Linked DNA regions of Mus musculus: region 1 is linked to region 2. Evidence: chromatin loops called from intact Hi-C (ENCODE). Cell type or tissue: heart. All regions are shown on one strand. Each heading gives the region's core, and the rest is flanking DNA. Links, peaks and the distances in the headings are about the cores only.

Evidence for each region. Hi-C counts contacts between places; a loop is a spot of excess contacts. Peaks named below come from ENCODE experiments on the same cell type or tissue, not always from the same donor. Only the 100,000 strongest peaks of a DNase experiment are listed, where the experiment ranks them.
Region 1: a loop joins it to region 2, with 2.1 times the contacts of the local background. A loop is called at or near these places in 1 of 42 quality-filtered maps.

The regions. Positions count from the first base shown.
Region 1 is chr12:76,763,267-76,768,641 of GRCm38, forward strand. Churc1 (churchill domain containing 1) reads left to right here and starts at 2,272. Exons shown (of 4, transcript NM_206534.2): 1 at 2,272-2,372. The coding sequence starts at 2,334. In heart, for the core only: a CTCF peak has its summit at 2,488 (motif pointing left); DNase peaks (open chromatin) are centred at 2,235 and 2,475; H3K4me3 peaks cover 1,818 bases; H3K27ac peaks cover 1,617 bases.
Region 2 is chr12:76,469,376-76,474,750 of GRCm38, forward strand. No RefSeq gene overlaps it. Among named protein-coding and RNA genes, the nearest start is that of Gm10451, 28 kb to the left of the region's middle. In heart, for the core only: a CTCF peak has its summit at 2,860 (motif pointing left); a DNase peak (open chromatin) is centred at 2,876.

The sequences.
Region 1 (5,375 bases), core at 156-5,155, 290 kb after region 2:
TGTGTGTGTGTGTCTTTCATTGGCTAATCCAGAGCTCTTGGGCAGGTGCAGTGAGAGACCTATCAGGAGGCAAAGTGGCTTAATTAACTGCTACACTTTCTTCTTCTCTTTTCTCTATATGATCCTATTCCCACATACACATTTATTTCCACACACACATACTAGTGACTACTGATGTGTTTATAAAATGATAAAGAGAGGTGGGGTATGTTCTATGGAGGCATAGAAAGGGGTGTCTCTGTGGGCCCAGGCTGAGGCATCCCTTCCCCCTGAGGGACCAGCCACAGGACCATATAGTATAGAATAGAGTTTATTCAGGGCATGGGGAGGGGAGTCAAGAGGGTAGTAGAGGCAGAGAAAGGCAGAGAAAGAAAGAGTAGAGAAGTAGAGGGGTAGAGACCAGCCATGAGCATGTGGAGAGAGAGGGGAAGAATGGTCGAGAAGACAGAGCAGGGGCAGGAAGACAGGAGCAAGAGAGTGAAGAGGTGGGCAAGCAGCCCCTTTTATAGTGAGTCAGGCACACCTGGCTGTTGCCAGGTAACTATGGGGTGGAGCTTAGAATGCTAACAACTACATTCTGGGTATCATGGAGAACAGCTTTTTTTTCCTTCCTGAGGGTGTATTACCTTACTTAATATTATAAGTCCACTCATTTTCCTACAAATTTTGTGATTTCATTTTTTTTCTTTAGAACTGAATAGTATTTTTTTTCCTGTGTAGCCCTGGTTGTCCTGGAACTCTATCTATAGACCAGGTTGGCCTAAACTGCACAGAGTTTGGCCAGCCTCTGCCTCCCGAGTGTTGGTACTAATGTCATGTGCACCACTGCCCAGCTCCATTTTTTATATAGAGAGATTTTTCATTTTACTTTTATCTGTTGACAGACAACTAGGTTGATCTTAATTCTTGGTAGAGTAAATAAATCAGGAATAAACACAGGGGTGTAAATATTCCTATGTGTTCTGGGTAAATGCCCAGGAATAGAATAACAGGTTCATATGGTGATTCTAGTTTTAACTTTTTGAGTAGTCACCAAACTGATTCTACAATGTCTGTATTTTAATTTGCACTCCCACCAACAGTGACTAACAGTTCCTTTCTCTCCACATCCTTCCCAGCATTTGTCATCAGATTTATTGATGAGAGCCATTCCGACAGGGGTGAGAGGGTATCTAAAAAATAATTTTAATTTGCACTTCCCTGATGTTTGAGGACAATGAACACTTATTGGCCATGTTTTGTTTTTTTTTTTAATTTTGAAAAGTGTCTATTCAATTCATTTGCCCATTTATTGACTGGCAGTTTTGTTTCCTTGGTATTTAGTTTCTGCAATTCTTATAAATTCTGGATATTTGCCTCTTGTTTGAAATATGGCTGGTAAAGATGTTTCCCATGCTGAGGACTGTTTTTTTCTGCTAATTGTGTCCTTTGCTGAATAGAAACTTTTCGTGTAGTCCGTTGATACTAAGGGTTAGTTTCTGTTAGTGTTAGTGTTCCTGTGCTAATTAAAAAGTTCTTGTCCAAAGCAGTGTCTTTTTTAAAAAATTTACTTTTATTTTATGCACATTGCCTGCATGTGTGTTTGTGTTAGGGTGTCAGATCTTGGAGTTACAGACAGTTGTGAGCTGCCATGTGAGTTCTGGGAAGTGAAATTGGGTCCTCTGGAAGAGCATTCAGTGTTCCTAATGGCTAAGCCATCTCTCCAGCCCCTCCAACCCAATATCTTGACAACTATCCCCTATGTTTTCTTCTGGAAGTTTCAGTGTTTCCTGTTTTAGATAATGGGTTTTGATCCATTTTTGAATTGATTTTTGTACAAGGCGTATGATAAGAATCTAATTTAAATAATTTAGTAGGTTCTCGACAGCGCTCTAAGCTTCTCTTCCCAAACACCAGCTTACTCCTTCTCTGAAGTCTGATCTCTTATCTGTTATTATAGCACAAAATGGTATTTAAACTGTCATTTCAGGTTTTTTGAGTCTGGTAAAAATGGAGGCAAGAAGAAACAATTCCCCTTTTTGCTGTACTTCTGTAATTCTTTTTTAATCAGAATTCAAGAAGGCGCCTATTAGAAGTTCTTTCAGGCTCAAAGCCTCTTCCTCTTTTCGACACTTCTTTGAGTCCTCAGATCTTTTCAATACCTGAAGATTTTTGAGTCCAGTCCTCGGTGCACCCTCCTTACCCGGAGACCGCCTAACAACCGTTGCTATGGGCGGAGACTTTTAGCCAGCTGTGGAGTCCTTAGATCGTGTGCGACAAAATCGATATCTCAACTCTCGCGAGGTTTCGCCTTCCGGGTGTCGCTGGGGTCGTTCTCCGAAAACTGCGTGACGATGTGTGGGGACTGTGTGGAGAAGGAGTACCCCAATCGGGTGAGCAAGTGGGCGCGAAGAGCCTCTCGCAGGCTCGGTGTTCGACCGATATTCCTAGACAGGCCAGGGGCCCACTCTGCAGTCCTGTCACCCCAGTGACCCTGAGTACCGGCCGCAGGTTCCCTCTGGTGGCTGACGTCAGCGGTCCTTCCGGTTCTGTTGCTGGGGACAACGGGGAACCCTCAAAATTACCTACCCACCCAAATTGACAGCAGCCTCTGAGGCCCTGACGCGATCCCGGCTTCATCCTCCAGCTCGACTTGATGGAATTCTTTTTACCTCATTCTGTCGCTGAATGAACGTATGAGGTCATTTTAAAATCCACCTTTTTTGAGACAGGTTTTGTGTAGCCCAGGCTGGTTTCGAACTCTCTATGTACCCGAGGAGGATTTTGTTTGACTTTGATCCTCCTTCCACATACCTCTTGAACGCTGGCATTACAAGCGCGCGCCACTGGGCTCAATTTAGAAAATGTTAGGGATGGAAGTGAGAGCTTGGTGCGGAGGCAAGCTTGCCACCGACTGAGCTACACTTCCAGCCTCTGGTTCTAACCCACGTTTGAAGATGGCAGAACTGGTCCCCAGAGAGGACCTATCACCTGCCCAAGTATGAGAGCCGAGACTAGATTGTGATCTCCCTCTCCGCCTCGTCCCGTTCTCTTTTCCTTGCGCCTTCCCTTTCCCCTTCCCTTCTTAGCACTGAGGCCTGACCCCAGCATGTGTCCCTACCAGGCAAGCACTCTGCCAACAGAACTATACCCCCTGCTCTTATTTTAAGCCTTTGCGCCTCTCGGGCTTAGGAGGTTTTGAGGCTTGGCTCTTACTGTTCTTTCAGGGAATCACTACTGCACGTTGATGTGTGTAGAGAGTGCTTGGCTGCTCTGTGAAGGAGTGACTGCCAAGGCTCTGGGGCTGCTTCTGGGCTTGCAATTTGGGGGCATAGGATTGACAGGCTGCTGTTTAAACGTAGTGAAAAGGAAGATTGAGCAGGAATGGGGCTGCGGTGTTCTCCTTCCACATAAGGTGGGTTTGGACGATGATTTAGAGGAGGAAGGATCTGCAGGACAATAGCAAGATGAAGGACCCTTGAGTTGGCTGGGAGGGAAAACATCCTCATAGTTCTTTCTCTTAATAGTTTGTGAGTGATGGGCACACACCTCTAATCCCAGCACTGGGGAGACAGAGGCAAGCAGATCTCCAAGTTCAAGGCCAGCCTGGTCTATAGAGCTAGTTTGAGGACAGCTAGAGCTACACTGAGAAACCCTGTCTTGAAAAAACAACAAAAACCCCACAAAAAGAAAACTTCTTTTTTGAGTTATATGTAAGTCTTTTGAGATTGTTATGTTAGAGGAATTTTCATTATGGTACAACCACTTTGGTTTATAAAGTCATTACCATTCATTATCAAATTTAAATGTCCCCTGGAATGACACAGAAGTGCTTATCCCGGAAAAATGCACGTGCTCTCATCTCCTGGCAACGTGTATAAGAATGCTTGTAAGATCATTATTTGTCGTAGGCCAGAGCAAAACTCGTGTTCGTAAAAGGAAATGTCTTAAGAGTAGGGTTGTGGGCTGGAGAGATGGTTCAGCGGTTAAGAGCACTGACTGCTCTTCTGAAAGTCCTGAGTTCAATTCCCAGCAACCACATGGTGGCTCACAACCATCTGTAATGGAATCTGATGCCCTCTTCTGGTGTGTCTGAAGACAGCTTCAGTGTACTCATATAAAGAGTAGGGTTGTGAGTGTGAATTAGATTTAGAGTATCAGCTCTCAAGTGGAAGCGGTTTGGCAATATCTAGAGACACTTGATTGTCACAGTGAAGGCGCTCCTTGGCATCTAGTGGGTAGAGACCGAGTATTATACTGCAGTGCACAGGACAGCCATCTAACCGAAGGTCTGTATGCCCCAGTGTCAGTAGTGCAGACGTTAAAGAACCCAGAATTACAGCAATGGGAGCACTAGAATCAGATACAGCAGCCTGACTTTAGTCTGACAGTATTGGCGAAAGAACACATGAAGTGCAGCTTTAAATGAAGCAGACTAAATTACAGTAAGACTTTCCTGGTTGGTAAAACAAGAAGTTACTCTAAAGACATTGTGTTGATGGCTGCTAGACAGAGTATGATCGAGAGTGGTTATATAAGGGGCCAGAGAGATTGCTCGGTGATTGGTGCTTTTGCAAAGGACCTGGATTCAGTTCCTGGCATGGCAGCTAGCAACTGTCTATAACTCCAGTTCTGGGGATCCAACTGTCTGGTCTCCATGAGTACTAGGCAGGCATTGATATACATGAAATAACTGTAAATCTCTCAACAACAAAAAGTCGGAGAGAGGCTTCTGGAATATAAGAAGTGGGGGTTTTTTGTTTGTTTTTTTTTTGTTTTTTGTTTTTTTACATAACTGGTGGTTCTGCTGTTTGCTTATAATTATTGTTATGTTTCTGCTTTTATTATTTTTCTATATTGTTTTAGTTCATACTCTTTTTTAAAATTTATTTATTTATTATATGTAAGTACACTGTAGCTATCTTCAGACACTCCAGAAGAGGGAGTCAGATCTCGTTAACGGATGGTTGTGAGCCACCATGTGGTTGCTGGGATGTGAACTCCAGACCTTTAGAAGAGCAGTCGGGTGCTCTTACCCACTGAGCCATCTCACCAACCCTCATACTCTTTTTTTTAATTAGGTATTTTCTTCATTTACATTTCAAATGCTATCCCGAATCCCAAAAGCCCCCCCCATACCCCCCCTTTTTTTTTAATCTAGAAAGGGGTTTTTAATGAGTCTTAATGATGGCCATTGCACACTGGGCACCATGAGGGAAAGTTTCCTGTGGAGGTTATTAACAGAGTTGTTAGGGGCTAGAGAGATAGCTTAGAAGTCAAGAGCATTTAATACTGCAGCAGAGACTCCAAGTTCGTTCCCACCACTCCGGCGGCTCACAGCAGCCTTTAGCTCTGGCTCAGGAGATCCAGTGCTCTCCTCTGGCCTCCACAGGCAC
Region 2 (5,375 bases), core at 148-5,147:
TGACAACCTCTTCCCACTACACATGTTTTTATAGAGGAATTTGTAAGCTGAAACAGAGCAATGACCTACTTGTTCTCAATAGCTTGTCCCTTACCCTAAAGCACAGAAACCTGTTCCTAAAATGGGTGGAGACTCGCAGAGCACCCTGATTTAAATGGAAAGAAAATATGCCAGTCCAATGTATTCCGAAGCGCCATACCCGTCCCATGGCAACCAAATCCCATGGGCTGGGCCCTTCTGCCAGGCCTGAGAGCAGACACCCTGCCTCACCGCAGTCGGTGCAGAGCTTGTTTGCTGTTCTCATCAGAACACCAGCGTGTTAATGCTTGTCATTCCCTACCCTACGTGGAACTACAGCACGGGCTAGTGGGTCCTTGTCCGTGAGAAATGCCAAACCTGCAGGAGGAGCCAGGAGCCATTGGCAATACAAAGCAAAAGGCTGCATTCTGCATGCTGGGAACAACAAGGAGGTTCAGTCCAAACCTGGGTTTAGCTGTGCTGAGCATGCATGCCATGCTTGGCCGCAACCCCACTCTTGAGTAGTGTCCCTGCTAGTCTGCTGGAAGTCCTCTTACCAAAACACTAGTCCTGATTGTGGGTAGATACAGACTAAGGCATCCTTGTAAGTACAGCATTGCTCACACAGGATATTTGAGAAGCCCAGAATTCCAGGGAACAGAACACACGATCCTGTTCTTGTGATTCAGTAAAGACCTTGGACAAAACTGAGGGGCCTTTGGAGAGTTCCACTAACTAGTTACTTAACTAGTCACTTAACCAAGCCCATCACATGGGTTTGTTCTGGCAGTGACTGCAGTGTGGCCAAGAAGAAAGAGCAAGCCGTTGGTTCCTGATAACTTTATAAATATGGGGACTTTGGACGAGTTAACTACATTTAGCTCTGTCTGCCTACTGATAACATGGTCTGATATAAGGAGACGTGTATCGATACAGTCCTGAGTCTAGCCATCTGGTAGCAAACAAAGGGGAGGCTTACTAAAGTAACGTTTGCCCCAGCATTTCAGAGCATCTTCAGCCTGACGCTGACTCCTTCGTCCAGTAACAGAGGGGATGTTTGAGGGTACCCGATTAGAAAGCAAACATTTTACTTTAAAATTAATATGGGGCTGGTGTGGGAGGGGAGGAAGGGAAGGTGATAGCGCAAGGCTAGCCTGGGCTATACAGAAAAACCCTATCTCAGAAAATGAGTTGGTTTGAATGATTGCCCTCCCCCATAGGCTCAAATATTTGAGTGCTTAGGGAGTGGCACTAGGTGGTGTGGCCTTGTTAGAGTGGCTGTGGTCTTGTTGGAGGAAGTGTGTTACTGGGGGGTGGGCTTTGCTATTTCAGAAGCTCAAGTCAGACTGTGCGGCTCTCTTCCTGGAAACTCTCGGCTCCTCCAGCACCATGCCTGCCTGTGTGCTGCCATGCTTCCTACCACGAGGATAGTGGACTGAACCTCTGAACCTGTAAGCCAGCTGCAATTAAATGCTTTCCTCTGTGAGAGTTGTCTTGGTCATGGTGTCTGTTCACAGCAATAGAACCTTAACTAAGATAACAAACAAAACGCAAGTCATCAATTAGTATGAGTTTGCGCGTAAGCTGTTTGGGGGGGCAGGTATTAGAAAAATTACCGCAGGGCATTGGTGGTGCACACCTTTAATCCCAGCACTTGGGAGGCAGAGGCAGGCAGATTTCTGAGTTCGAGGCCAGCCTGGTCTACAAAGTGAGTTCCAGGACAGCCAGGGCTACACAGAGAAACCCTGTCTCAGAAAAAAAAAAAAGAAGAAGAAGAAGAAGAAGAAGGAGGAGGAGGAGGAGAAGAAGGAGGAGGAGGAGGAGGAGGAGGAGGAGAAGGAGGAGAAGAAGGAGGAGGAGAAGAAGAAGAAGAAGAAGAAAAGAAAAATTACCACAACGTTTCTCAGCATATTAATATAATGGTTATAGAGCCTCCTAACTCACTCCCTTGTTCCCATGGTATTATGCACAATTTCAATACCTTGTTATTATATTTTACATTTACAGTAGGAAGCTCTTTAAAACCTGATTGTCTTCAAAATTAAAAGAGTATATCGCCCATCCTAGGACAGTAGCTGCTTTCTTGGACCTCAGGCAAAGAGCTGGTGAAGCCCCTCTTGGTCTGCAATGTCTTTCTCGCAGCAAGCAGTTGTCACTTTGAGTTAGTCATTGACAGGACTATCTTCTCCAGAAATGTGATTGGTTCCTTCATGAGACCCATAATAAAGATGGACAGGCCCAGGCTGGAGCAGCCCTGGGATGTGCACTGGAAGTGGAGCAGGGAACCGACCTGCAGTTGATGGGGCAGGTGACTGGGGTGGGACTGAAGTGTATCTGGATGAACAGATCTATGGAGAAGGTCACATACATGGGAGTTTAGGCAGCTGAGGGCATCCAGCAGGCAGGAAGGAGGCCCCTGTTCCCGACCCTGTCATTTTCACTAAGGCCTAATTTGTTTTTAACCAAAATGTTAAAAAAAAAAAAAAATCATGTGTATTCTGGCTTGGTAGCTCAAGCCTCTAGGACAGGTAGATGTTTGTGAGTTCAAGGCCAGCCTAGTTTACATAGTGAGTTCCAGGACAGCTATGGCGAAAGTAGAAAGACCATGTCTCTAATTAATTAATTATAAAATTATGTGTAAATGGACAAAATTATAAAACTGAGGGCTAGGGGAGTATTTCAGTGGTAGAGCACTTACCTAGTATCCACAAGGCTGTGGGTTCAATCCCCCCCCACACACACACACAAAAATGCAAGCAGGTGCTATGGTCTACTTCCATAAATCTGTCTTCTCATCTCTAGGCATCTGTGGAGAGAATTCCATGGGTTCTGCTGCTGCTATGGGAAACACTGCCACCTGCTGGGCATCTTTACAATGTCAGCATACTCCGTTTTCTACCCCCACAACCAATCCTCCCCCACCATCCCACCCCACCCCACCACCACCACCCCGAGAGTGAGAGGATCTAACGGCTGGCTTTCATAGTGGCTTCCGGGAGAAGTTATTCAACTGACCAGAATGTAGACATTATTCAGCTAGGAGTTCATTTCATGTAACCATGGTGGTTACTGTTTTAAATGAAAAATGTAACCCTTGCTTCCTGACAGAAATCCACTTTTTCCTGACAGTTATATTGCCTCCAGACAAATGAAAGCCACAGCTGGGCATGAAGGCACATACTTGAAATCTCCGCATGCAGGAGGCTGAAGGATCACAAGGTCAAGTCCAGCCAAGGCGACATAGCAAGACTTGAGATGGCTCAGTAGTCAGGAGAACCTGTTGTTCTTACAGTGGCCCTGAGTACTTTCCCAGAACCACATAGTGCTTATACCTCCAGAGGGTCCCATACCCTCTTCTGATCTCCTTAGCCACCTACATACATTCAAGTGCACATAAAATATAAAAACATACACATAAGTAAAAAATCAATAAATATTTTTAAAAGAAATAATTGCAACCAGAAAGACAATATTAGATTCAATAAGCAAGACATTTTCCTAGACTTTTCCTATATGGTTGTAGGACATGGGGCAAGCCTTAACTTAGTAATAACATCTACTCCGTATTGTTATAAAAACTAAAAACTTGTGGCACATAAGTTTGATAAGTTGCTGCTTTTATTCAAGCACGATAACCTATTGATCCATTATGACAAACAAGCCCCTTTGGTCTCTTTGAAAGGGGGGCCCAGCCCTAAGTGAGGTACAGACAGTGGAAATCTTCCCTTACAGTCCTACCTTCCTGTTATTCCAGAATTACCATTCTCTGCTGCCACCCTTGGTTTCAGGAAAACAAACAGAAACAAACAAAACAAAACAAAACAAAACAAAGCAAAACAACCTCACACCCTGGGACACACACTAAGAATTCCGATGTGTGTATCTGAAACAACCCTAAAGGTCCACAGAGGAGGAGAAATGGCCCAAGGCCCATTGGCCCTTGGAGGTCAGTTTGCTTTCAACACTTTTATTTCTGGTCTAAGAATTTTTGGTTTAGGCTACTGATTAAAGCTCCTGTGTGAGCCGGGCGTGGTGACACACACCTTTAATCCCAGCACTGGGGAGGCAGAGGCAGGCAGATTTCTGAGTTCGAGGCCAGCCTGGTCTACAAAGTGAGTTCCAGGGACAGCCAGAGCTACACAGAGAAACCCTGTCTCGAAAAACCAAAAAAAAAAAAAAGGTTAAGTGATTCTGCAGCAGGTGAGAGAGAGAGAGAGAGAGAGAGAGAGAGAGAGAGAGAGAGAGAGAGAGAGGAGTGTCAAACAGGAACTAGATTGGTCACACAGATTGTGGTCTTGGAGAAGTGGAGAGGCCCAGAGAATTGGTTCTCTTCTACAACCATGTGGGTCACCATGATGACTCTCAGGTGGTCAGGCTTGGCAGCAGAGAGAGAGAGAGAACTGTTTGCAAGCTCAGCCTGTCAAACATCTGCCAAGAAGATCGAGAAGAGAAGAGGAGGCTGGAGATGGGGGAGGCTGGGGGAAAGGAAAAAGGAAGTTCTCCAGGGGATCCCCTCGACTTCCTCTGCCCCCTCTCCATGCTGGACATGACGTGGGAACATGCAGTCTGACCTGAGGCCTCAGATAGCTCTGGAAGGCAAAAACTCACTCAGGCCTCCCACAAGGGCGGTTCAGACAATGGAATATCCTGCTCCAGGTGCAAATGGCTCCCTAACGTCTGGCCATGGCGTGAGAACATTCACACGCCAGCCTTCTCCTTCGTCTGCAGAAACACGATTCACACAGAGCTCACGGTGGAAACAGGTGTCTTCATATGGTGGATTAAAAAGACTTCATTCTGGAGTATTCTGACTCTGGAAGTCATTGAAACAAACACTGCAGGCATCTACCCAAATATAATCAGGGTCTGTGTAAAACAGAAAGCAGGAGCAGTCTGGCCATACCCAAGCAGCTGGCAGTATTTTGCATGTTCATGATTGGGCGTTACAGACAGGCTGAGACTCGCCCTCAAACTCAGCTAATCAGAGCTCAGCTGTACTCCAGGCGGGCCATCTAAGTTCAGTGACTGAACCATGGTCCTATTGGCCACTGCTTTGTAAGAGACGGGCGCGGTGGTGCACGCCTTTAATTCCAGCACTTGAGAGGCAGAGGCAGAGGCAGAGGCAGGAGGATTTCTGAGTTCGAGACCAGCCTGCTCTACAGAGTGAGTTCCAGGACAGCCAAGGATACACAGAGAAACCAAACAAACAAAAAGACAAAACAAAACAAAAAAAGAAAATTAGTTCAATCTAGGAAGTAGATAACTGGTGTTTGGCAGCAGAAATTAAATAAAACCTACTAGACAGAAACACTACAAGAAGTAGATAACTGGTGTTTGGCAGCAGAAATTAAATAAAA